5 separate regions of the Mus musculus genome follow, and regions 1, 3, 4 and 5 are each linked to region 2. A link is a loop called in an ENCODE intact Hi-C map of the cell type or tissue named here. Cell type or tissue: left cerebral cortex. All regions are shown on one strand.

Region 1 (5,000 bases), 390 kb after region 2:
TGGGAACGAGCCTGACCCTTCTCCACAGTGGGTTTGGAGTCTTACTAAAGAGTGGAGGACAGTCTTAAAGTTCAGCATGTAGCACAAGCCATCCTCCACCACCCAGAAATGGAGAAGAATGCTTGTATGTATCTAAAAGTGTCTGTCCAGTGGGCATTCTCTGGGCAGTCGTTTCTGGATATGCATCTCAGTATCTTAGCTTTGAAAACAAAGTACAAAGAGGCTAAAAATATATTAATATACTTAGCATGGTGATTCCAGGGCGGGGGGGGGGTGTCTAGCCACAGCAAAGGACCAGGAAAACAGAAGACAGAGGTTTGAAGCTGTTTGTCACATGCTATTCAGAAGAGTGGGCATAGAGAAGAATCTATTGACACACGGCTTATGTGCAGCCCCCTCCGCCTCCCACATACATAGAATGAATGACCCTCAGTTACCCTTGGCTGACCTCTGTGGTTGGTAGCCAGGCAGCTACTCTTATATAACCTTTTGGGTTCGCCCAAGGACCCAAGAAGTCTTCATTTGGCCCATGGGCAGAGAGATAGGCAGCAGAGTGGTTATCTCTTGATCTCCCTACATACATACAGGACCTCACCCATCTTCCAAGGATGCTCAGAGGTCCCTCCAGCTGGAAATGTCTTAGACACATTCAACCCCTGTAAGGGGAGAGACTCACTGTGTCTATCACACATCTCAAAACCACAGTAAACTCCTAGGACATCTAAGTCCAGTCCCCAAACTCAGTTCATGCTGAGGCAATCCCTATAGAATTATCCTTTAAATTACTCAGGACCTGGGTTCTGTCTCTTTTAGAGTAGCTGTGTTGGCTTTCTTCCAGGAACGAGGTCTTAGCTGTGCCCTGTCCCACACCCAGTGTTTCTTTATTGTTTCCTTCCATTCTGTCTTTGTCTTTCTAACATCTTTCCTTTTCTCAATGCAGCTCTGTCCGGTCCTGTGCCTAACCTTGCTCTTCCAGTGCCATCTTTTCATAGATGAGTCTACTTAGAGTAGTCTAGCCTTCAGCCCCGCCCCATCGGGAGAATTCAGACATTACCTCAGACTGCATGCCCTCTCCACTCTATCCACCTTAAAAATTATTCTATTTAGTTTCATTTTTAAATTATTATGTTCATTATAGTAATATAGTTCTTAATTATGACACTATGCAAAACCCAGGTAACCAAAGAGGAATGCTCTGAGCAGGTGCCTCTTTCCTGCCCCTGTGTCCCCTTCTTTTCTTCATGTTCTCTCAGGTTCAGCAATTCATGTCTTCCTCTCTTTCCCACCTCTACCACTGCTCCTGCTTGCCTCTTTCCTGGAGTCACCTTCCCTCTTTCCAGGGCCAGCCCACCCCTTACACCCTGAGCTGCATCCTAACCATACCTCCTTTCTGTCAGGCTACCCAGAATCTTTGCAGGGAAGAGCTTGTCACCAAGGGTCTTTGTGGCGTACCAATCTGACAGTTTCCTTCCTGCCCTGCAGGAGACCTCCCTCGCTGTTTGCGCCTCAGTAGGTATGCACCCAGCTGGGGTGCCCAGATAGGCAAGAGACAGGTTCTTCTGTACAGCCCTGTCTAGCCGAGCCACTGTTGGACCACAGAGACATAATCCACATGACACATGTGCCTCCCTGTGGGTATCTGGGACAGGTGCACGGAACAAGCGAAAGCAGACATGAATCGAGGCATGCTCTTTGCCCTTGGTTTTAAGAGCTGGAGCAACATCGGCATTCCCCAGTTCATGTCCTCTACAGGGAAATATACGGCGGCACTTCAAACCCTAGGCTTACCTTCCCCAGAAACTGGCCACTGAGAGCCCAGAGGCCACTAAGACTCTGCTGAACTAGTTTGGTGATTCTAAGCCTACGACCAGCCCAGAGTGATTACTCTGCTACCTACCACGTGCCTTAGACATTTCGCTTTAATCTAGAACCTCGGAATCGTACTATGTCACGTGAGGGTGGGTGGAGGAGGATGGTCTGCTGGGCTGTCAAACAAGAGCTTCCATTCGCCTAGACAGTCTTGAAATGTTCAGGAAAAGTCTGTCGTGTGTGTCGTGTGCAACTAGCACGGGTTGCTATAGGAGCCAAAGTGATGGCTCCTAGCTGGGTTCAGGGCTGGGTGGGCACGATCCTCCCATCACCAACCCCACCCGCAGCCCCGAGCCAACGCGGTCCAATTTTCCTCCAGCAGGCGGCGGGCTGGTAGCTGTGTGCAAGGCGTACTCTGCACGAGAGGCGGCAGTACGGACTCGACCTGGCCGCGGGGATAACCGTGCGCAGGAGCTGTCGTGTCACTGCGCGGCGGATCAAGCGGGTCCTCGGGGTTCTCAGGGCTCGCGGCCCCGCTGGGCTGCAGTTCCAACCCATTTACTCCGAACCAACGCTGCTAGAACCGAGGATCCTCCGGGGCTGTGGATCCCGGCTGAAGCAGGATCTGGGGTCCGGAGCTACTGCAGCTCCGCCAGCGGCCACTGGGGGCTGCAGTGCTGGAGAGCCCGGCGGGGACAGAGCGCTTCGCTCTGCCTCGGAGTCCTGGGGCGCCTTGGGTTTCTAAGGCTGTCTGCACCGCTGGCCGCAGCTGCCTGCATAACCCGCACAGCATCCTCACAGATCCGTGCGTGCGACCGCTGCGTGTGTGTGTGTGTGTGTGTGTGTGTGTGTGTGTGTGTGAGAGAGAGAGAGAGAGAGAGAGAGAGAGCGCTTTGCGCGCACGCGTGGGGGGGGCCAGTGGTGTGCATGCGGGGAGTGCGGGGGAGTGTATGTGTGTGTGTGCCTGTGGGTGTGAGTGCCTTGCTCACACACACACACACACACACACACACACACGACAGACTGGTCTGAACTTGAAGACATCCCACATTCCAAGAGGCTGCAGGTTCCTGGGGATGCCAGGGGGGTTCTTCAACAAGGAAAATCCTACCCTCATCTTCCTAGAAGGGATTATCTTTTTTTATCCTTTTTCCCCCTTATTTTTTTAAAATCTGGAAGAGAAGAGCACAAGTTGTACTCCCCCTCCCGCCCCTTCTTCTTGCTAAATGCCATGGATATAACTGAATAAGCTGCTCAGGGCTCTCCCCGCGTGGATGGTCCGAGGCCACCATCTGCCTGCCTTCGCTGGATCGCTGCAGCTGGAGCGCTTAGCGTGAGCCTGTCTCCGGCCAGGAAGGATGCGTGGCCGAGCCAAGGAGCCCGGGCGCCCTGCGGAGCCGGCCTTGGAGCCTCCCCGCCACGGGTAGATGCCGCCTTGCCCAGGTGAGTGGCTGTCGCTGCTGCTGCGTCTTGGCGACGCTGGGTGTCCGCGGGAGATGGGCGCAGGGATGTGCGCACCTGGGGGAACAGGGGAACTTTGCCTCTTTTCCTGCCTCACTTGCGGACTTCCTCCATCCTATAGACTCCTGTGGATGCCTTCTCTATTCCATCCTTCCTTCTATATTGTGTTTTGATAGAGTGGGGGAAGGGGAGAAACTGATGGGGAGGGAGGAGAGCGGGTCCTGGTGAGGCTTCAGACCGGTCTGGGTTAGGCTTGGAAGCTGGAGAAAGAGACCTCAGTCTCCTACAAAGGCAATCCTTGAATGCAGAACTTTGCCGCTAGACCATGCTGTTGCGTGTTAGCACATGCCAGGCCTGGCTAGGACGGTGCTGAGGTCTGGGTGACTATTCTGGGGTCTTCAGGAGCTTGGTTCCTGGACGGGTGGGGTGGAGACAGGGGGGGGGGCAGCGATGGAGTGCCGTGGAGGAGGGGAGGGAGGCATGGTTGCAGGGACCCTATCCTGGCCTCAGGCAGATCTAACCAAGATCAGGAGGACTCTGTGTGCCCACTCGGGTTGCTGAGAATGCCATGATAAAGCAGTATGTAAGCCGGTGTTAGCCATGCCCATGTTGGTAGTCCTCTGTCTCTCACTCAGCCCTGCCCTGCTTCTAAGGCTGGCCTGAGCAAGAATTGAGACCGAGACCAGCAGACAGCTCCCAGGAGGAGGGCAGTGCCTTGCTCCCCACCTTCCCCACAGAGAGCACAAAGGACAGAAGCGTTGGGTTCCAGGGAAAGGAGTCCAGACATCATCGAAAGAGAGAGAGATTGAGAGAGAGAGAGAGAGAGAGAGAGAGAGAGAGAGAGAGAGAGAGAGAGCAGGAATCAGGCAAAGCCTGCAGAGGAACCGAGCACGACTCATGCCAAGTACACTCAGAAACAGCTGCAGACGGACAGACACCTGCAGGGAGAGGGCTGTCAGAGCCTGTCCCTCTGAGCTGGAGCCACATGCATGCCTAGAAATGTTAGCCCTCTGTCCTGGTTAAAGCAGTGCATTTGCATGTGTGTCTGTCTGTCTGTCTGTCTGTGTCTGTCCATGTCTGTCTGTCTGTTTGTCTGTCTGTGGCTTGAAAGATCTGACCCCTGGGGCAGAGTGGAAACCCAGCTAAGGAAGAAAGTAACCAGGTAACCTCCAAGCTAGCTGTGGAGTTCCAGGTTTCAGGACAGAGGTGGGTTGATGCACTTGGGCGGGGGCCTGGTGGAAACTCTTGCTTGAGCATCAGGAAGGCTGGTGGATGCAAGCAAATAAACTAGGCTTTTGTCCCATGTCCTGGGTTCAGACAGAGTTGAAAAATAGCAAGCCATGCAGCCAACAGGGCAGTGGGACGGGTTTAGGGAGCCTGTCAGAGGCAGAAAGTGAGAGAGGGTTGGGCCTGGAAGACCTGTGCTTAAAGTGTCAAGCCTTCCTGACCCAGTGCTGCTCCTCTCCCCACCCCACCCCCATGGACTGTGGTACATCCTGTCCCTCTGCTGTAGGCAGGGGTTACAGAATTATATGGCCCTTCTCTCCCCTCCCTCCTATGCTCTGCTGCAGGCCCCCTTCCCTAGCCGTCCAGCTCTGGTCTAATTCCTGCCCCAATGGTAATTCCTAATCTTCTTGCCCTCAACCCCAGAACACAAGCAGCAAACCCATCACTTCTGGTGAAGCTTCTAGCGATGTTCCTCGGTAGGCCAGCTCCCAGGGACAGCTCCT
Region 2 (5,000 bases):
CTTATGGGAAAGCCCACAGTGAGAGGGACAGAGTGGTCACTTCACACACTCTGGAGAAAGTCAGGGATCTAGAGATGTCCCCATTGATCTGAGGGACCACCCACCTGTGTTAGGGCCACAGGCCACCTGCTTAAGGGGAAGGAAGCTTTAGCTCCTCGGTGATAAAGAAGAAACAGAGACTATACGAAAGGAAGGAAGGAAGGAAGGAAGGAAGGAAGGAAGAAAGAAAGAAAGAAAGAAAGAGAAAGAAAGAAAGAAAAGAAGGAAGGAAGGAAGGAAGAAAGAAAGAAAAGAAGGAAGGAAGAAAGGAAGGAAGAGAGAGAGAGAAAAAAAGAAAGAAAGAAGGAAAGAAAGAAAGAAAGAAATAGAGAAAGAGGGAGTGTGAATTCCAAAGCCCTGAGACCTTCCACCCACTCTGCCACTCAGGTGGCCTTAGTTACTGTCCTGCTGCTGTGACAAAGACAACTTAGGAAGGAAGGACTTCCTTCAACTCTCACTTCATCATGTCGGTGAAGACACGGTGGCAGGGGTGCAAGGCAGCTGGCCACACTGCACCAGGCAGGAAGCAGAGTGATGAACCCCACGGCTCTGTCCTCCCTTTCCTAAAGTCTAGACCCTGTCCACCGGATGGTGCAGACCACAGGGAAGATGAGCCTTCCTTCCCCACTTAACCTAACCAGGTTCATCCCTCGGCAACTCTATGTCCTGTCAGGCTGACAGTCCATATAAGCCATCACAGATGCTGTGTGCTGCCAGGCAAGATCTTTGCCCTCTCTGGGCCTCAGTCTTCACATTGGTCCAGGGATGCAGTCGGGTGGTCTAGTGTCTCAGCTTCCTTCTTAACTCTGGGATCCCGTGAGTTCTCCATGGTTTGCCTTTGCTCCCATCTCTCCTCTCATATTCCAACATCCTGCATTGGCTTTTCTGCTTCTGCAAACTGTTCATTCCCAGGGCAGTTGGGGGTCTGGTTATTACGGCACACAACATCCATGTCCTGTGAGAGGCCCAGATGAAGTTGGATCCATGTAGCTCAGCTTGGGATCTCGACAAAAAACCTTTCTCTCGATGTCTGAGGTATCATTATGGTTAATAATAATGACATCAATCTACCTCATCAGGGCACACGAGTGTTTAACTAAGAAGAATGCTTTTGTCACCGCTAGTAAATATGAAGCATGCCTACTCCATCAGGGTGACACCCCCAGACGGGCGACTCCCTTCCCAGGCTCCTGGTTGCTCATTTGTAACCCAGCCCTCCTTGGAACGACAGCGCGCATTCCTTAGTGATGCTTTCGCTCTTTGACAAATACATTTTTCCATGAGCAGAAACATAATTAACTTAAGTCATTTATATTAATCACAAGGGGAGAATCATGCAAAACAGGGGTAATTTTGTACTGAACACGGCACACTGTCTGATGAATATAGATGATGCTGATCTATGTGTTTATCCAAAAAGAGTGTGTGTGTGTGTGTGTGTGTGTGTGTGTGTGTGAGAGAGAGAGAGAGAGAGAGTGAGAGAGAGAGAGAGAGAGTGAGAGAGAGAACAGAAAACCATAAGCCAACACCCAACTCCACTCCAGCCCCTGAAAAAGCTGGAAAAAAAAATCTGTCAAGGTCTCTTTTTAACGATGCTTCTGAGCTGGGTGGCATCCTGCCCACAGATCGAAAAAGAAAATGACTTTTCAAGTGTTTACAGAGCCCGAACAGCAAGAGCGATTCCTTCCCAGCGTGGGTGTCCCAGCGTGACTTCAGGAGGCTGGAATGGCCGGTCTTTGCAAACGTGAGGCTGCTCTCTCCACAGCTGAGCTCTTGGGAAGGCATGTGAGGTGGGTCAGGCAGGTGTGAGGTGTGGTAGCAAGGGCCAGGTCCCAGGAGCCCAGCCTCTGCTGCAGAACACTTGGCTGCGGTGATTAAGAGCGGCAATGCCTGCTGTTCTGCGGCTCCCTCTCCTCCACCCACTCATGAGTGAAACAGTAGCCAGGCTCACTGAAGGGAAGGGAGGCGCACGGAATCGGGAGTGGGCAGAGAAGAGGGTGTGGGACCATTGAGACGCAGAAGATTTGGGCTGGAAGGAAGTCTCCATGCGGCGGGACCTGCCCCCTCCCCTTTTCCCATTTGAGAAACTGAGGAGAATTACAGTGTGTGGCTTCAATCAGGCACCTGCTCTGCCAGATGCTGGAGTGTGTGTGTGTGCGTGTGTGTGTGTGTGTGTGTGTGTGCGCTCATGCATATGTAAATGTTCACATGTGTATGTGCACATGTTGAGATCAGAGCTTGACACCGGGTGCCTTCCTCAATTCTTTCTCTATTATTATTATTATTATTTAAGATTTAATTATGTGTACCTATGTTTCTGTGTGGGTATGTGTGTGCAGGTATCCCTGAAGGCCAGAAGAGGGCATCACATCCCCTAGAGCAGGAGTTCTGTTCTCTGTGGGTCTTAACCTCCAAAGACCGTAAGAAAACACAGATATTTGCATTATGATTCATAAAGGTGACAAAATTACAGTTACGAAGTAGCAATGGAAATAATTTTATGGTTGGGGGGAGGGTCACCACAACAGGAGAAACTGTATTAAAGTGTTTGAAGCATTAGGAAGGTTGAGAACCACTGCCCAGAGCTGTAGTTACTCAACCTGGGTACTGGGAACCAAACCCAGGTCCTCTGAAAGAGCAGTAAATATGTGTTTTTACCTCCGGCCTGTCTAGCCAGACCACTGCCCCCCACCCCTCCCTTTTTTTAACACATGCTTCTCACTGAACCCAGAAATCATCTGTTTCTCTAAACTAATTGACTAATAGCTCCCAGGGGTCTTCCTAGCCCTACTTTCACACCAGCACTAGGTATTACACATGTGGGGAACATTCAGATTTTTTTTTTTATGTGGGTGCTAGGGATTCAAACCGAGGTCCTTTATGCTTGCCCAGCAAACGCTTTACTGACTGACTGAGCCATCTCAGCGGGGCAGGCGTTTGTGTCTGTGGGCCCAATTGCTGTCCCATTTTATGGATGAGGAAATAAAGACTTAGAGAAAGGGAGGAGGGACTCCTGCAAGACCTCAGACAAACACCTCCCCTCACATCCTCTTTTGGGTGGGGAGGGGAAGCAGTCAGTCTGTGTTGGGATACTCACAGAGAGCCTGTGTGACATCTTGGTTTTATGAGGTCCGTTTCCTTTGCTAGTTATAAACATAGCTACGCGATCTCGGAGGACTAGGAGCCGGCTTCCGGGACACAGAGAGGACGGGTTAATGACCTCTGGGCTGGGCTGACTGGGTTCAGACAGTGTGTGAAAGCCATGCAGTGCTGGTTTGGAGGAAGAAGGAAGGGAGCACGGCTGTTAGGGGCTGGGATACTACCATACCAGGGACAGCCTTATCATCTTCCCGGTGCTGGAGCTGGTGTCTGCTTGTAGCACTCGTGTGATGGTGCAGGAATTGTTTCTGATCTCAGCTTCAGAGACCCTATCGCAGGTCACTGAGGACTAAAGGCTCAAACGTTATATATTGTTACTGATAACAACCCAAAGGCATCATGTCAGTGGTTGCACTCACATCCCAAACACACACCCAAAGGGCACAACCGGTCTGGACCAGTTTCCGGTACTGGGTGGGGCCGGTGTGGAGCAGGCTTAGCCCTAAGGAGGCCACGGCGAGTGACCTGACTGTAATTTGTCTCTAGCCTGGTCTCTGCTTCCTTTGCCTGCACAAACTAGCTCAGCGGGTGCCAGCGGCCTCATCTATCCTCAGCAGCCTGGACAGCAGAGCCTGAGAGCACATCTGTCACTGTCTCCGGTGGCATGGATGACTGGAGCGTCATTTTTGACAAATGTCTGTGCTGGAGAGAGAGAGAGTTCTGCACGGCTATGGCTATGGGTACTTACAAACTCCGCAAACTCACAAACACAGCGGGCTGTTCCACAAGCCAGTGAACATAAATGAGCATCAGGGTACCCGGCGATTGGCGGAGGAGAGGGGAGGGGCCGGAGTGTGGGATTGGACAGGAACTGGGCCCCACGCTCTCTATAGGTGGACCAGCTTGCACCACGAGGGCCGACTCTCCTGTCCCAACCCTCATCATTGGTACCTGGGAGCATCACAGCCTTTTCGCCGCATGTCCTCTGCTTCAGACTGAGTGGGAACCAGAACTGCACACACCTGGCGTCCGCTCTTGTGCAGTTTTGAGTCCGTAGCTCTGCCTGGCGCCAGAGACGTGAGAGGAACGGTCAACGTTTTCACACCCTCCTTCGCAGCTCGAGCGACTGTCTCTTTGTGTCAGCTGCTTTTCTTCTCACTGGAGGGGTGGTGGTGGTGGTGGGGATATGTCGGACTGAAGCAACTCAGGAGAGAAAGGGCCGATTTGGGCTTAGGGTTCATCACAGAGCGTGTGGTGAGGCCACAGGGGTGCGAAGGCGGCTGTCACAGCATGTCCACATCCTACCTCCGCTCACATTCGGGTGGGCCTTTTTTCCTCAGCTGAATCTTTTTGGAAATGCCCTTGTAAACACACTTACGGATATGTTTCCATGGTGAATTTGTGGCAATGAAAATTAGTCATCGCACTCTTTGCAGATTTTTCTGCCTTGTCCTGACACACACACACACAGGAGCTTTGCTGGTTCCCGCATCGGACCCATTCTGCAGATGAGGAAACCGAGGCTCAGAAAAGGGAGAGGGAGGAGCTGTTCTGACTCACAGGCAGAATACACTGTAGGTCAGGGAATCAGTCAACACTGCCTGACAAAGACAGTGAGGTAACTAACGCTTTGTTACTTTGTAAACCACATGATCTCTGCTGACGGTTTCTTCTGTGTGAAAGTCATGACATGAGGAGGAGGAGCAGCCTGCCTCAGGTCACGTGGCCCCTGGTGGCAGATTCACTTCTCCAGTTTATGTGGTCAAACTTTTCCCCTTAGTTTCTTTCAGGCTAGGTCCCTTGAATGGGTAAAAATGAAGCCATCTTTATGTGAGTCAGGTATCATGGCTGGTGGCCTGAAG
Region 3 (5,000 bases), 230 kb after region 2:
TCAGCTATTCAGCTGTCATTAACATGTCTACTATGTCGGGTGTGGGCGGAAGAGGTCTGGTAAAAGAAAGCCACTGTAAAGAGACCCTTGTGTCTCCCAATCTTACTATCAGACTGTTGAAATAATGGACTCCAAAGAAATGTCATCTCTCCAGGAATTTCAGGCTGGAGGAAGGGAAATTCCAGCTGGATGGTGAACTTGTCTCCCATGAGATTTCACACAGTTCCAGCAACGTATCAGACCACTTTACAGGATGAGACCAAAGACCAGACAATGATGGGTCAATGGTGGGTGGGAACCCATTTTGACCAGTACTGCTTAGCTGTGCACATCCTAGACCCTCTATTTAAACTTTGACCTCAGTTCAGGACCCTAAAAACAGTCTTGAGTGGTTCATTAGATATTTGTCCCTCTTGCCAACATGGTCACATTGAATAAATCTTTTCTGCTTTCTACTTTCAGTTTGGCCCTTTTAATTGGCTTATTGAGGATAGGTGACCAGACCCCAAGTTTAATAATATCAGGACGTTCCAGGTATCCAGACAGGTGACGTCTCTGTCTTCCTGGGGTTCAAGTTGTCCAGAGAAAGAGCATCATCAGGCCAGCAAGCACACACTTATCAGGGGGAGAAGCCAAAGCAGGGAAGTAAATAGAGTTTGACAGGGTACAGTCTACAGTGGGGTGATGAGGAAGTGCCCCGTCAGGGTCACACTAAACTGGGTACCTGAGAGATATGAGGCAATGAAGGTCAAGGTTCATGGATATCTGGAAGAGTAGGGATCTAGGAGTTGGGGAGTCCAACTTCTACTGAGCTGGGGACACAGGATGGGCTTGGGTCTTCCAGCATACCGAGTAGGCATGCTGGCATCGAGTAGGGTGAGTGGCAGTGTGTACCCAATAACAACCCTCCCCCCAAACCAGGGACCATGGACGTAGAATGTCAGGTCGGAAGGACCTCAGAGTATGTGTTACTCCCTTTCTGTATTGCTGTGACAAGGATACCTTATAAGATGCTACTTAGCAGCTGATGAGATGGCTTAGCTTTGGGCTTCTTGGTTTGGGGGTGCAGTCTACCATAGTGGGGAAGTCACGGCAGCAGGAGCATGAGGTGATTGGTCATAACTGCATCCAGTCAGGAAAGAGGGAGAAATGAATGCCAGTGCACAGCTCACTCTCTTTCTTGTCTTCAACCTAGGCCCCTGGCCCACAAGATGGTACCACCTGCATTTAGTGTGCAACTTGCTCACCTCAATCAACTCAATCTAGAACTCCATGGAGCCCAGAGGTTCATCCTTTCAGTGATTTCAAATTTTGTCAAGCTACAACGGATGTTAGCAGTCACAGCGACAGCCCAGTGAAACCACATCTTATTTTCTGGCTAAGAGGCACAACTTATTTCTAGCTTAAACATCTCATTGCAAGTCTGCACTCTGGCCCCCCCAGGCCTACCGTTGCCCATCTGTACTCCTCATTCACATGGGCTCACTCTTCAGCATGGTTCATCTTCCGGGTATCTCCTTACCCTCTTTCCTTATCTCTAATGTGAGAGGCCAAGCAGAGACATAGCAGCCCTGGGCCCTGTGGACTGCTGACCTGAGGCTCTGGTTTATCACTCTGACCTGCACACTGAGGAGGAAACCTCAGGTCTCATGAAGAGGGGGAGGGGGAGGGGGGAGGGGAGGAGCTGCTGGCATGACTCAGTGGAAAGGGGTGGCAGGAGGGACAGGGAAGAAAAGCCTGAGGTCAACAGAGCAACTTTGCTGGAAGATGGGCACGATGGGGAGGCCCTGGCTGCTGCTAGAGACAAACAGACCCTGACTGCTCAGACACAAACAGGGGGTGGATGATCTTACCTCTCTCTTCTTCCAGGGTTCTCAGCACCTTCTCTATTTCAAGACCAGTTGTATCTGTTTGTACTGATTTCCTTGTATGATAGAAAACATACGCACACACACATGTATATGTGTATGTGTATATGATGTATATGATGTATATGATGTATATGATGTATATGATGTATATGATGTATATGATGTATATGATGTATATGATGTATATGATGTATATGATGTATATGATGTATATGATGTATATGATGTATGTGTATATGTATATGTATATGTATATGTATATGTATATGTATATGTATATGTATATGTATATGTATATATGCATGCATGCTAGTGGTCTATATAAATTTAAGTTTGCTTTTCTCACTCATGACATTGACAATCTATTCATGAGGCTCTCTAGGTCCTCCCACGTCTGTAATTTCTTTCTACATTCAGAGGTCCTCCCCATGTCCAAGTCTCTATTCATTTTTCTGTCCTCAAGTTTACCTCATAACCTGGGATGACTACCTATTTCTCTTTGCTTTCCAATCATCTGACATTCCAGACAGAGAGTAGAAAAAAACAGGAGTGGTAAAAAAAAAAAGTGCCCATTATTTGAGAGACCTTCTTCCATGTCTCATCATAAGGGACACCCATCGATTCCCTCTTGTATTCTTTTGGCAACCCCTGCCTACTGCAAGGAAGGTTGAGAAATATTTATTGTCTCTTGGTGACAGTAGTGGATTTGTCTCTGAATCATCTGGGACAGATGGGACACTAGACATGCCGTGCTCACTCTCTGTCCCTATACAAAGGCACAGACTGCTTCCACTAGTCCCAGGCCCACTGGCTCTTGTGGGTGGATGACAGAGAATGGGGCTCTCACTGAAGCCTCGGAGAAGATCGGAGAAAAGAAACAGATCTCTGTTCACAGGCTTCCAATTTCCAGGTGGCATTGCTGTAAGGGTGGGAGTGGGTACCAGGAGTGAAGGATTTAGACTTAGACCATGGTGGGTTCATTTTCAGGCAGTCTCCCCCTGTGTGATCTCCATGACATCTGTACATGAGTGCTCTGGTTCCCGGGCATGAGTTCCTGGCTCCTCTTTACATAATGAGGCTGCTAATGTGTTGCATAAAGCCACGGGGAAGAGGAATGGAGGGCATTAATATAAAACGTGTAGTAAAATGCCTGGCACGCATGGGCAAGCAGATTGAGTCGCGGTTTATTATTGTTCTATGGGAGTAAGCATTTGTGCCCATGTGCGCTATGAACACGTGTGTGCACGAGTTGTGTAGGTTTGCTTATAGCTAGATGGTAGGCGAGGCAGGGAAGACTCTGGGAGGCTGTGTGTGCATCTGGGGCTCTGGTTCTCCATGCCCTGTGCTCAGTTCTATTCTTTCACAGGACAGCAGAGGACAGTGACAGGGTAGGGCAGGGCCGTGACAGGTCCAGCTGTCACAGAATTGAACTTCTATGGGAGGTGCTTTAACACTGAAAATTCCATGGTCCAATTTGGAGGGCAACAAGCAGAGGAGAGAGCGAGAGAAAGAGGCTGGGTTGCCAAGCAACCACCCATTAACAGAAAATTAGTCGCTCATCTCTGAATGTCCTGTCCCATTTTCATTCCGCCTCTCTTTTCCTCCTGCCAAACAGAAACACATACAGAGCCACAGCGCAGGGCTGCCAGGAAGCATCAAGAGAGAGGACTCACATACTGGGCATGTACCAGCCCAAGCAGGTAGCTCCCCACCCTCTCTGATTACCTCCCACTGCCCCGTGTTTCAGACAGACCTTCATCCTGTAACTCAGTCGCCTTTGTCTGTATTCACCTGTGTTCCTCGTCTCACCATTTACTGTCTCCTAGCCATACACACTGGAACATCTGCGGGGGCAGTTTTTCCCTCCAGCTGACAATTCCCTACAAATCATGGCGACCACCCTTGAGGATGAACCATAGCTGCCCTGTCAAATCACCGAATCCTGTCAAATCCCAACCTCCTCCCCTATTCTGCCCCCGTGTATATGTGTGTACATGTGCATGTGTGTACATGTGTGTTCACGTATGTATGTGTGTATGTGTGTGTGGAGGCTGAAGTGTCTTCTTCAATAATTCTCCACTATATGTTTTTAAAACAGGATCTTCCACCAGACTTGACGTCAGCTGATCTGGCTAGGCTGAACTGGCCCGGGGGTCTTCTTGTCTGCTCGATGTCTTCTTACACACACGTCTGTGGACAAGGTTTTTGTTTGCTTGTTTGTTTGTTACATGGGTGCTGAAGATCCTACCTCAGATCCTCACGCTTGTGAAGTAAGTATTGTCTGGTCCTAGCCATTGCTTCATGCTTGCGCAGTAAGTACTGTCCGGCCCTAGCCATCATCAGAACCCAATCCTGATTTCTGTCTTGGAGCTGACAGGTCCTGAAGTGAAGTGTTGTGGTTTGTATCACCTCCAATCCACTGGGAAGAACGGAAGGTGGAACAGACCAGGATAGGTGGCTCAGGCTTGGGGCTCATTTTTTAACCTTGGACCCACAGAGAAAGATGGCCTACTAGATCACCTCACCCCTCCCCACAGAGTCTCCTTTTCTAGATATGGCTATCCTGACAGAGTAACAACTGGGGGTCCTTAGAGATATGAACATGGCTGGGGAGAAAGCTGTCTCCCTGGGGTCACAATCCCTCACCTGAAAAAGACTTCCAGAAAGTAGACTGCAAATCCCGTGGTCACTCTTAGACTGGCCTCTCCTTGTGTGTCTACTGACAGGGGAGCTGAACTCACTGAATCAGTTGTTGGGCTAGATAGATACGCTGCTAGGTTTGTCTGATAGTCTCCTCCTGAGAGGTGCCCATGGTCAGGGAAAGAAGCAGATGTCTATGTCCCAAGGGCCCAGTGGGATCCCAGAAAGGGCTTTAGAGACCCAGGAAATGAGCAGTTCACTGCATAACTGGGGTTGGGAGGAAAAAAAACTCAGAAAGTGGGTAACATTGTAACTGGGCTTTGGAGTATGAGTAGAAGTTTGCCAGAGAGAAAAGGTGGGGAAAGTGTGGGGGAGAGGGCATTCTAAACAGAAGTAATGCCCTTGGATGTGGGGGTTGAGGATTTGTAACAAAACAAAAGCTACCCCCATGTGGACGTTAATCTCTGAAGATCACAAAGCTAGGATCCC
Region 4 (5,000 bases), 640 kb after region 2:
ACACATATCAACAGAGCCTCTGGAATAGAAGCCAGGGGCTGGCTTTAGAGGGATCCCCAAGGGATCTTGTTAAAATGCAGATTCTCAATCCCAGTGTTGTGGGCCCAGAATTCTGTGTTTTCTATCAGGCCTCTGGGGATACTGGGGCTGGGGTCCTGGACCACATGCTGCCTAGGGAAAGGCCAAGGGATGGTGCTGTTTGAATCCCTGTATGGCATCCGCCACCCCCAGCCCAGATGCTCAGCTATTTCTGGAGACTCTTGGGTCAGCAGGTTCCCTACCTTCCCCTCCACCCTCACCATCCACCCCCACAAGGCTGCTGTTAAGGACCAGAGCCTCTTTCCTCAGAAAACGAAAAGAGAGCATGTGAGCCTTGATTTTTCAACTGACAGGACTTTATCAGCTCACAGGAAAAACAGCAGAAAGGCCCCGGTGATCTGTCTTGCTGGGATTTCCCTGATGTATTAGAAATGATACGGAAATCCATCCCTTAAAGTTCCGGAGGCTGAGGGTGGAGAGAAGGCTGCTGGGAGGGAAAGAGCAGGAGTGTGTGGGCAGGTGTGGTCCTGGGGAGCTATGCTGGACACCCCAGCTTCCAGCAGTCCTCGGGGATCAAGGGGCCTGGGGCAGCATGCTTTGCAGAGCCTGGTTTTCAGGGCAGCCTGTGGGATAGCCAGTACTCATGTGGATCGGGTGAACATCAAAGGCTGTTCGTGACTGAGTGCCAAGTGAGGGAAGCAAATCACAGAAAAGCCTAATTCCATCTTTAAAAAGGTACAATCGTCTATATTTGCAAACTCCCGGGAAGGTTAGAAAAATCTCCGTCACACTGTTACCAACAGTTATCTCAGGGAGAGGGAGATAGGATGAGAGCTTCTCCCTGCCCCTTTCGGTGTTGTAAATTTCTCTATTGTTTGAGTTTGAAAATAATGAGCATGCATTACCCTGGTAATGGAAAAAATGCCATTTTTAGAAAATCTATGTTTGAAAGTGGCAAGTGCCAGCCTGACAGATCCCAGCAGGTTGCAGGGAGCTTCTGCACCATTTCTTGTCATGCAGACCCAGGCCATAAGACCCAGGCCAAGGACCCATGGATGTCAGCTAGGATTGCTGCTTACTGTTCTGGGACCCAGGCCATCCATGCTTCTAGGATGTCCTTGACACAGATGGGGCTGGGAAGATGGCTCAGTTGATAGATCACTCACCGTGCAAACATGAGGACCTGAGTCTCAGTCCTGGTGCCTGTGTGAAAGCCAGATGTGGGCAGCACATGCTTATGATCCCAGCAAAGAGAAGTCAGAGGCTGGATCCCTGGGGCTTGCTCATCAGCCATCTAGCTGAATTGGTGAGCTCTAGGTTTGGTGAGCAGCCCTGACTCAAAAAGTAGGGTGGAGGGCTATTAAGGAAGATACTCTTGTGAACCTCTGGCTTCCACCACGCATATGAAAACATACATGAACATGTGGACGGATGTACTCACATACATGTATACGTGCACATAGAAACACATAGTACAAATTACTTCAGGGCAGATGCTCTCTGAAGTGGTAATGACCTAAATGACAGAGGACATTCAGGGTACAATGAGAGAATGCAGTGAGTGACAGCTTAGCATAGGCTAAGGGATGCTCCAGCCTTCCTCAGGCAGACAATAGAGAGAGGCAGAGCCTGGAGCCCTGACAGTGACCACTCTGATGAGCTCTGGCCACTTCTCGGTCTGACCTGACAGCTGCTGTCCTCCCAGCCTTCAGGCCTCTGCTCGATTGTTCCGACTGACAGAACTTCTCCAATGCTCTTCCTTCTCTCACCTGCCCACTTCCAAGTCACTCTCCAGGAACTTTCTAGAACACCCTGAGACCCCTACTGAATGTGCAGCCGATGCCCAAGTAGCAGGGAGGTAGAAAGGATGGTACACAGGGCCCCACACCCTTCTCAATCCGTCAGCACCTGGCACATGTTCTTTGTAGAAGTTAGGTCTGATTCTTCCTCCAGTCCCATGCTCCCCAAAATAAGACTCGGACTCAAAATACATTTGCAAATATGTTGGCCATATAGCTAGGCTCTTCTCTTATCAGATCATTACTTAAAATAACCCAATTATGTTAACCTACATTCTGCCATGTGGCTGGTTACCTATGCTCAGGTACCATGTGTCCGTCTCAGCACATCTTTCTGGGGTCATCTTCAGCACCTGGCTCTATCCCAGAATTCTTTCTGCCCCCTGAATGTCCCACCCTCTACTCTATCCTGTCCTATAAGCCATAGGTTTTTAATTGAAAGTTCTATGACAGTTTATAGTTCTGTGTTTGTTTGAGACAGGGGCATGTGTAACTCAGGATGATTTCCAAATTTCTCATGTCGCTGAAAATGACTTTGAACTTCTAAGCTTCCTACATCTTCCTCTGGAGTGCTGGGATTGCAGCTGTGGTCTGCCCCTTCAGGCTTAGGCAGTGCAGGGACAGGACTCAGGCCCTGTGCATGCTAGGCAAGTAGTTTGCCAATGTAGTGACAAGCACAGCCTCCTGGGCATATATTCTCATCTACCTTTTGGCTAGTCACCCCGTGAACCCTGCAGGGATTTCCCCACTTGGAGTCTGTCCACCTATATTAAAGAAGGGTGGCAGTGAGGTCTTAGCGCCCTCTAGTGACCAGGTGCAGGGTGACATCAGCAGGGAAGTCCAGGGGCATCCCAGGAACAAACCTTCCAGTGTCTGGGTTGGGGGAAGGGGAAGAGGAAGGGAAATGGGACAACATATCAGCTGTAAACGAGCTTCTCTGTGGATGCAAGGGAGCTGAAGCCATGTCCTCCGAGGGTAGGCCCAGCTCCTTGGGCTGTGCCCTGTAGTGGGAGCCTTCTTGGGCTGGAGGAGGGAGGCAGAATTCCCAGAACGCAGGGTTATTAGTGGAGTCCTACAGAGGAGTCTGATTGTTTACACTGTGTAAGAGGCAAAGATCCAGAGATTGACGTTCAGTCCAGGCAGGTGCATGAGGACCTGAAACTCAGAAAGCGTTCCCACAAAACCTCACTTTAACATCCCTGTACCTCGATGCTGCCTCCTCACGTCTCTCTCCTCAGAATGGCAGGAAGTCCCCGTGTGCCTCCATTTCCCTCCCAACTCAGTAGACAGGAAGCATGTGTCTCTCATTTTTCCTTGCACCTATTGGCCAAGACCCCACCATGGCATTGGCCCCTGAACTCTAGACTTTCCCTTTCCCTCTGGTGGTCAGGTATGGGGAATGAGCCATGGAACTCTCGAGAAGGCTGGCATTGGATGGGTTAGCTCCCTAACCCTCCATGACATTTCCAGTCCTTCCTCTGTGCTAGAACTTTCTCTCACATGAGATGCTTCCTGGGGGACCAAGACATAGACACCGGATTCTAAAGCCTGGCTCTTTGCACGTGAGTGTTTGATTAGCCCTCAGACCACAAACGTCATCCAGTCTTACCTTTATTTAAAATCCTGTGGAGGGGCTGGAGAGGTCAGAGCATGTACTGTTATGTAAAAAAAACTAAGTTCAGTTCCCAGCACCCATATTGGGCAGCTCTTAGTGGATCCTGTATCCCTAACCCCCTCCTCTCATCTCTCTCTCTCTCTCTCTCTCTCTCTCTCTCTCTCTCTCTCTCTCTCTCTCTCACACACACACACACACACACACACACACACAGGCAGACTGTGGGGCATTGGGCTATACAATGCCCCACAGCAGATCTGGCAACTCTCTCCTGCCTCCTCTGGCCCATGATGCTGTTCGACTCCCCTTTGCACCACTTCCACGACTACACGTTCTTTAGTTGTCTAGAGCCTGGTCCTTGATGAGACTACAGAAGGTCCAGACCTCCAGGGAAGCCTTGTTCAACCACAGTTTACTCCCTACAGTATAACTTAATGTTTTCTTGCTGCAGTGCAAACCCATGTCCTCTGGCTCTATCTCTGTATCACACTAGAGAACTGTGAGTATCCTCTTGTCTCCTTCCACCCACTCAACTCCCACATCCCTTGGGCTTTTCCTATACCTTCTAAATTTTTTTTTTTCAAAAAACCTTTCATCATTTTTCTTATTGGCTCTGGCTCCCCTCCAGAACCTCCAAATCCTTCTTAAATGTGACAGCTAAAATTAGCTTCCTGGAGAAGGCCAAGTGCTTGTGGGATGCTGGAACCCCGCCTTGCATGCCTGGTTTTTCTCCTTTCTGGGTCCCATCCCAGCATAGAACAGCCTGGTCCTTCTCTTATTATTCTGAGTACCCGTGGGTCTTCTCCTCTCCTCCTCCTGGATGTGAGAGGCCTGGGTTTAACGTCTAGAAGTTTTGCCTTATGTTCTGAACAAATGGTTTTTCCTTAGGATGCCCCGGGATAACTCAACTGAGATGCTCCGAACTGGTCTCATCCACTGGGACAACAGCTTCGTGCTTCCCTTTCTCCAGCCCCCCCCACCCCCGCCCCCGACCAGCTGGACTGCCACCATTAAGGCATCCCTGGGTGTCCATAAAGGTCACAGTCCCACGCCGAAAAGTGGACACCAGGTGAAGGCTGCCAAGGGACCTGTGGGAGAGCAAGGGTCTGATGGCTCCTGGGAGAAATATTTGTAGCCCATAGCAACTGTATGCGAGTGCTGCAGGTTGGCTGTGTTGTGCTTAAACAACATCTGGGGACGGGGTCAGTTAATAGTGTGTGTGTGCCTTGCATGCATGTTTCCATGATCTCTTCCATTCCCCGCTCTGCATAAACCAGATATGGTGGTGCATGCCTATAATCAATCCCAACACTCTGGAGGTAGAGACAGAGGGTCACAAGTTCAAGGTCAACTTCAGTCTCCTAGCCTAGGTAATTAATTTGCGGCCAGCTTGGGCTATACAGAGACCATCTTTTTTTTTTTTTAATAAAAAAAAAATACATGGTTTCATTTAGAACCAAGTAGAAATGACAGTTTCATCCCAGCTGTCCCTTGTGCCCTCCCCATGGCCCATCAGGATAAGCTTTCCCAGCTGTCCTCAGGTTTGT
Region 5 (5,000 bases), 380 kb after region 2:
CCAGGATGTCCAACATCTTCCTCTGGATTTCAGTGCATCAGAACACATACAATGCAAAGGGAGGTGGGGAAGAGAGAGAGAGGAGAGAAGAAGGAAGGGAGGGAGAGTGAGAGAGGGAGGGAAGAAAGGAGGGAAGGAGAGGGGGATGGAGAGAGAGAGGGAGGGAGGGAGGGGGGAGAGGGAGGGAGGGAGGGAGGGAGGGAGGGAGGGAGGGAGGGAGAGAGAGAATAGCTGGATACCCCAGAGAGTCTTCCAGGGGCTTGAGAGTTCTTCTTGGGCCTCATCAGAGCTCCATACTTGGAGTCTTTTACTCTCCTGTAGTTGTGGTCAGTGGCCCATCCCAGTGGTCAGTGATCCTTCCCAGGGCCTTCATCCTAAGCCATCTCCATCCACCCAGGTGTTCAGTCCCATCTTGGGCTCTGCTACATGGCAAAGCCATCTTTTCTAGAAAGCAGAAAACACTCTAATTGTCTTAGAAGGAAATTTAACAAGGAACTCACATCAAATGTGGCAAGTGTTTAAAATCAGAGAGAGGGGGAAGGTTTTCAGATTTGGGATTCTAGGGAGCACTGAGGCAAATTTTCCTTTCAGGTAAGAGGTTTGCTAGAACCATTATTGATGTCATAGGCTGGCAGGTGGGCTACAGCACAGTGGGACATTTAGGGAGAGATTGGGCCCACATGGCAGAGGAAGGGGATTTCTTTTTATAGGTTTTAGAGGAATGGGGGCCATTCCATGCCTCACAGTTGACGAATAGCCCAGTGTATATACTTAGAGTCAGGCTGTCTCTGAATCAGCTATGATCAGGTTGGGGGTATAAGAAGAATCTAGAAAAACAAATTGCTTTAGTTCTGGACAACAAATGACTGTAGCTTTGGGAACTGTCACCGTTCAACCAAAATGGAAGAGCTTATAAACTGGAAGCATTACAAATGGCTGACTAACAGCTGTCACTCAGAGAGTGGAAGCTTCGGGACTCCATGACTGGTGGCACAGTCAACAGAGAAGTGTGGTCACCAATATCCCAGGATCCCATCCTCTCTGACATGGGTAGTCCACTGGGAAAGCTGGGGTGAGATTCAGGAGCTGACACTGGAAACTAAAACACGGCACTATTCTCTTCCTGTCTTCTGCTCTCACATAAGTAGTGTTCACTAGAAAGTCAAAATGGACTGACTCCAAAGGGCTCAGGAGGTTGAGTAGTGTGGATCTATGGCCCAGCAAGAAGACAGCCCATAGTCACTTACTGTGCATTTCATAATGAGCTAGAAGGCAGGAGTCTGAAGGCAACATGAAGAGAGGACACAAATGTCAGGAAACAAAATGATAACAGCCCTGATTGGTTTATTTCCCACAACACATGTGTGCTGAGCCTATTGCACTGCACCCTGCATACATGTGCAGGTAAATGAAAGTGGCAAGAATCCAACAGGAAAGAGATGCTTTGAAGGGTGTCTCCAAACTGTCCACGGCAGTAAGGAACAGGGATGGCATTACAGAGCAGAAACAAGTCTCATCAGTATTTAATAGTCACCAAAATCAGCAGACCCTAGGCTCTGGGTTTTCTTTTGCTTTGGTACGTGTCTGTCTGTCTGTCCATCCATCCATTTGTCCATCCGTCCATCTGTCCATCCATCTCTCTCTCCCTCTCCCTCCCCCCCCCCCTCTCTCTCTCTCTCTCTGTGTGTGTGTGTGTGTGTGTGTGTGTGTGTGTGTGTGTGTGTGTGTGTGTGTGTGTGTGTGTAGAACACAAGTCAACCTGAAGTATCCCTCAGGAATCATGCACCTTTATTTTTGAGACATGGTCTCTCTTCCTGGACTGGAGGTGGCCAAGTAGATCAGGCTGCATAGCCAGTGAGCCCCCAGAAATCTTTCTGTTCCCCTTCCCCGCAATGGGATTCATGTACCACCACACACTGCTTTTTTGTTTCGGTGCTGGGAATTGAGTCAGCTCTGTCACCATCTACTGAACCCCCAGACTGCATTCAGAATGAAGTCACTGACACCTGCCCAGTACCCCTGCTTGTCTTCAGTCACCTACTGACCCAGATCCCCACAAGAGACTTCAGGAGATTCAGGTCTCTCCCATGGGATGCATCTTTACTCCTGGATGATGTCAAATTCTAAAGCACCTATGCTGGTTCTCCTGATGTGTCCAGATTGAACACACAGGACTGGTCCCGTGACCCCTTAGAATCCCCTTCACAGAAAGTGTGAGCAACAAACCTCCAGCCTTCCTTAATCATGGGTAAATCCTCTGTCAGGCTGCCAACCTCACCCCATCGAGGGGCTACTCCCGCTTCAAACTCCACTTCCTCTATTCATATGTCTTGCCTTGGAAGATTCACATCCCTCCACCTCCAGACTCTCATTTGGTGTCTTCTTATGCTCTGTCCGTTTCTGCTGTTAGCTGGGGAAAAGTCTCCTTTTCCTTCTTCAGGCCCCTACCCAACCCCCTAGATGGTTTCATTCTCTCTACACTGGCTGCTTTATTTGAGCTGACTAAGATTCCCCCCCCCCCCAGAAAGCCTGTTTGTCACTCATCTCTCTTGAGCTTCCATCCCTCCTCCCATCCCTTTCTCACAGCTAGATATCCCCAAAAAAGTATTACACACCCACTGCCTCTGCTTCCTCACCTCCCACAAAGTCCCAACCACTAGCAATCTGGTTCCCCTACCCGAACAATAGCAGAAATGTGCTCTCTTAAAAGGCTACTGGTAAGTGACCTCCAATTTGACCGAACCCCACAATCCAACCTGGCCAGTCCCCTCCCTCCAAGACCCACTCATCAGCCAGGCCATGCTCACTACTTTTTTGGGGTGGGGGTGGGGGTGTCTTTGTTTGTTTTTTTTTAATACAAAATTTTTTTTTGTTTGTCGGGTGTGCATACATGTGAGGGCCTCCCTGTGTATGAGATCCCGTGTGTGAAGGCCAACAGCACACGAGTTTCCTCTATTGATCTCCATACTTCTTTTTTGAGACTGGGTCTCTCCCTGGACTGAGAGCTCGGTGATCTGATCGATAGGCTAGACTGAATGGCCAATGAGCTTTGGAGAGCCGCCTGTTTCTGGCCTCCTGGTGCTATGGTTATAGATGCACACCGCTTTTATAGGGGTTCTGGGGAGCCTGAACTCAGGAGCACATCAGGCACTTTAATCAAAGATTATCTCCCTCGTTTCACGTTTGCCGTTTGACCATCCTGCAAGCCAGCAGCTGAGCTGGTCAAGTGCAGCTCACACATGAGCTTCCGATGAGTGGCAGGCCAGGCTTGCATGTACCAGTCAGACCCATGGGTAACTAGAATGCAGGAACATAGCTGTATCCCTGTCTGAGTCTCCCTTGTGTTTCTTTCTGCTTCTCACTTGCCCAAAGCCCTGTTCTTGAACCGCAGGACCAGTCTCCTTGATAAGTAACAATGTCAAGGAAGACATGTGGGGTCTCAGGGAGTCTGTGCACTCAGTACTTGGTACTTAGATTATACCAGATACTAAGTTTTGTGTTTCTGAGGCAGAGCTTCTTGTAGCTCAGGCTGAGCTTGAACTCCTTATATACCCAAGGATGACCTTAATCTTTTGATCCTCCTGCCTCTGCCTCCCATGTGCCAGAATTACAGGTTTGGGTCATGTTATATAAGCTGCTCTGGTGCATCTCCTTTGTAACATAGATTTGCTCTGTAGGTTCTCTTCAAGCAGTGAACGTGCACAGTGTAGTACACTCTGGAGGCATTTGTGCCGTTCAATACTCCCATCCACCCCTGGGCATGTTCACACTTGTTAGTCTGTTTATGTTTGGAAAAGTGGGTGGTTCCTTAACTTACTTAAATACCATCCTTTACAGGTGGGAGGCTGGACTCTTTAACTGAAACCCAGAGAGAGTCCCTTTCCAGAATTCACGTCCTTAACCAACAAACCTTCTGGCCTGTCACCTGGGCATACCATGAGCCCCTTGGATCTCCCTAACTATCCCAACTTTTGGCCTTGACTTCTCCCCACCTGGACTTCCAACTCCCTTATTTTTCTCCTTATCAAAATGCCACGAGTCCCTCAAAAACTCTTCACTTGCCATCATCATCCCCTTGAGATGATTTTTTTTTTTAGTTTTATCTTACATATATGGCTGTTTTGCCAGGGTGTAGGTAGGTATACCAGACATGCTCCCAGGAAGATGGAAGAAGACGTTGGCTCCCCTGGAACCAAGGTTACAGGTGGTTGGGAGCCACTGGAGTAGGTTGGCCTGATGCTGTGTTTATTCTAATGCTAATATTGGGCCCCCAAACTGGTTGCCTCAGAGAGGATAGAGTCCACACATAGCCCTAAGTGCCCCTGCCTTCAAGTTATTCCTGATTGGTAAATAAAGATGTTAACAGGCAATATCTGGGCAGAAGAGACATAGGCAGGGTTTGGGTTTCACAGACTTGAGGAAGGAGAAGTTGCCATGGGTTAGGTGAGCCATAAAAACATGGCCCTGAGGGCTGGTCAATTGAAGTTAAGAGCAGCCCAGATGAAACATAATAAATAGTAAGTAATAATTCAGGGCTATTAATAGGAAAGTAGATTCTAATAGCATAGAAAGTAGGTATCCACCCAGCTCTTGTGCTGTTTAAGGTTTATTGCAAATATAAAGGCTGTGTGTGTGTTTTATCTGGGAACTAAAGGGTCAAAACCTGAGTAGAGACTCTTGATCTGGATTAAATAATTTCTATAACAGGCCACCTTGTGATTGCTGGGAATTGAACCCAAGTCCCTGTGAGAGCAATGAGCCTCTTGATGGCAGAGCCAACTCTCCAGCTCCTTCCCTTGAGATTTTATCTGCTTGGAAGTACTTTCTGCACTGGGAAGGAAGAATTCTTCTGCCAAATGCACTAGCTTTGTGCTGGGACGGTTCAGATACATAGCTGGTCAGCACTGCCAGAGTGTATGATGTCCATGTCTTCCATTTTTCACAAACACCAAGGGAATTGCATTAGACTAACCTGCAGTGTTGTCCCACGCGGGACCAGG

Evidence for each region. Peaks named below come from ENCODE experiments on the same cell type or tissue, not always from the same donor. Only the 100,000 strongest peaks of a DNase experiment are listed, where the experiment ranks them.
Region 1: a loop joins it to region 2, with 8 times the contacts of the local background. A loop is called at or near these places in 4 of 42 quality-filtered maps.
Region 3: a loop joins it to region 2, with 2.0 times the contacts of the local background. A loop is called at or near these places in 2 of 42 quality-filtered maps.
Region 4: it touches region 2 in a loop (2.1-fold over the local background); 2 of 42 quality-filtered maps call a loop at or near these places.
Region 5: a loop joins it to region 2, with 6 times the contacts of the local background. A loop is called at or near these places in 4 of 42 quality-filtered maps.

The regions. Positions count from the first base shown.
Region 1 is chr17:48,929,567-48,934,566 of GRCm38, forward strand. It overlaps Lrfn2 (leucine rich repeat and fibronectin type III domain containing 2), which reads left to right and starts at 3,016. Exons shown (of 3, transcript NM_027452.3): 1 at 3,016-3,252. In left cerebral cortex, CTCF peaks have their summits at 1,589, 2,262 and 2,462; DNase peaks (open chromatin) are centred at 1,650, 2,227, 2,446, 2,735 and 6 more places; H3K4me3 peaks cover 3,269 bases; H3K27ac peaks cover 2,997 bases.
Region 2 is chr17:48,541,699-48,546,698 of GRCm38, forward strand. No RefSeq gene overlaps it. Among named protein-coding and RNA genes, the nearest start is that of Gm30419, 39 kb to the right of the region's middle. In left cerebral cortex, a CTCF peak has its summit at 2,380 (motif pointing right); DNase peaks (open chromatin) are centred at 1,259, 1,685, 1,965, 4,032 and 1 more place; H3K4me3 peaks cover 657 bases; H3K27ac peaks cover 1,735 bases.
Region 3 is chr17:48,768,731-48,773,730 of GRCm38, forward strand. No RefSeq gene overlaps it. Among named protein-coding and RNA genes, the nearest start is that of Gm24071, 150 kb to the left of the region's middle. In left cerebral cortex, no CTCF peak of the experiment used is centred here; DNase peaks (open chromatin) are centred at 2,675, 3,147 and 3,409; H3K27ac peaks cover 683 bases.
Region 4 is chr17:49,180,021-49,185,020 of GRCm38, forward strand. No RefSeq gene overlaps it. Among named protein-coding and RNA genes, the nearest start is that of Gm30475, 9.9 kb to the left of the region's middle. In left cerebral cortex, a CTCF peak has its summit at 2,642 (motif pointing left); DNase peaks (open chromatin) are centred at 343, 756, 1,048, 1,953 and 2 more places.
Region 5 is chr17:48,920,497-48,925,496 of GRCm38, forward strand. No RefSeq gene overlaps it. Among named protein-coding and RNA genes, the nearest start is that of Lrfn2, 9.6 kb to the right of the region's middle. In left cerebral cortex, no CTCF peak of the experiment used is centred here; a DNase peak (open chromatin) is centred at 2,599; H3K27ac peaks cover 546 bases.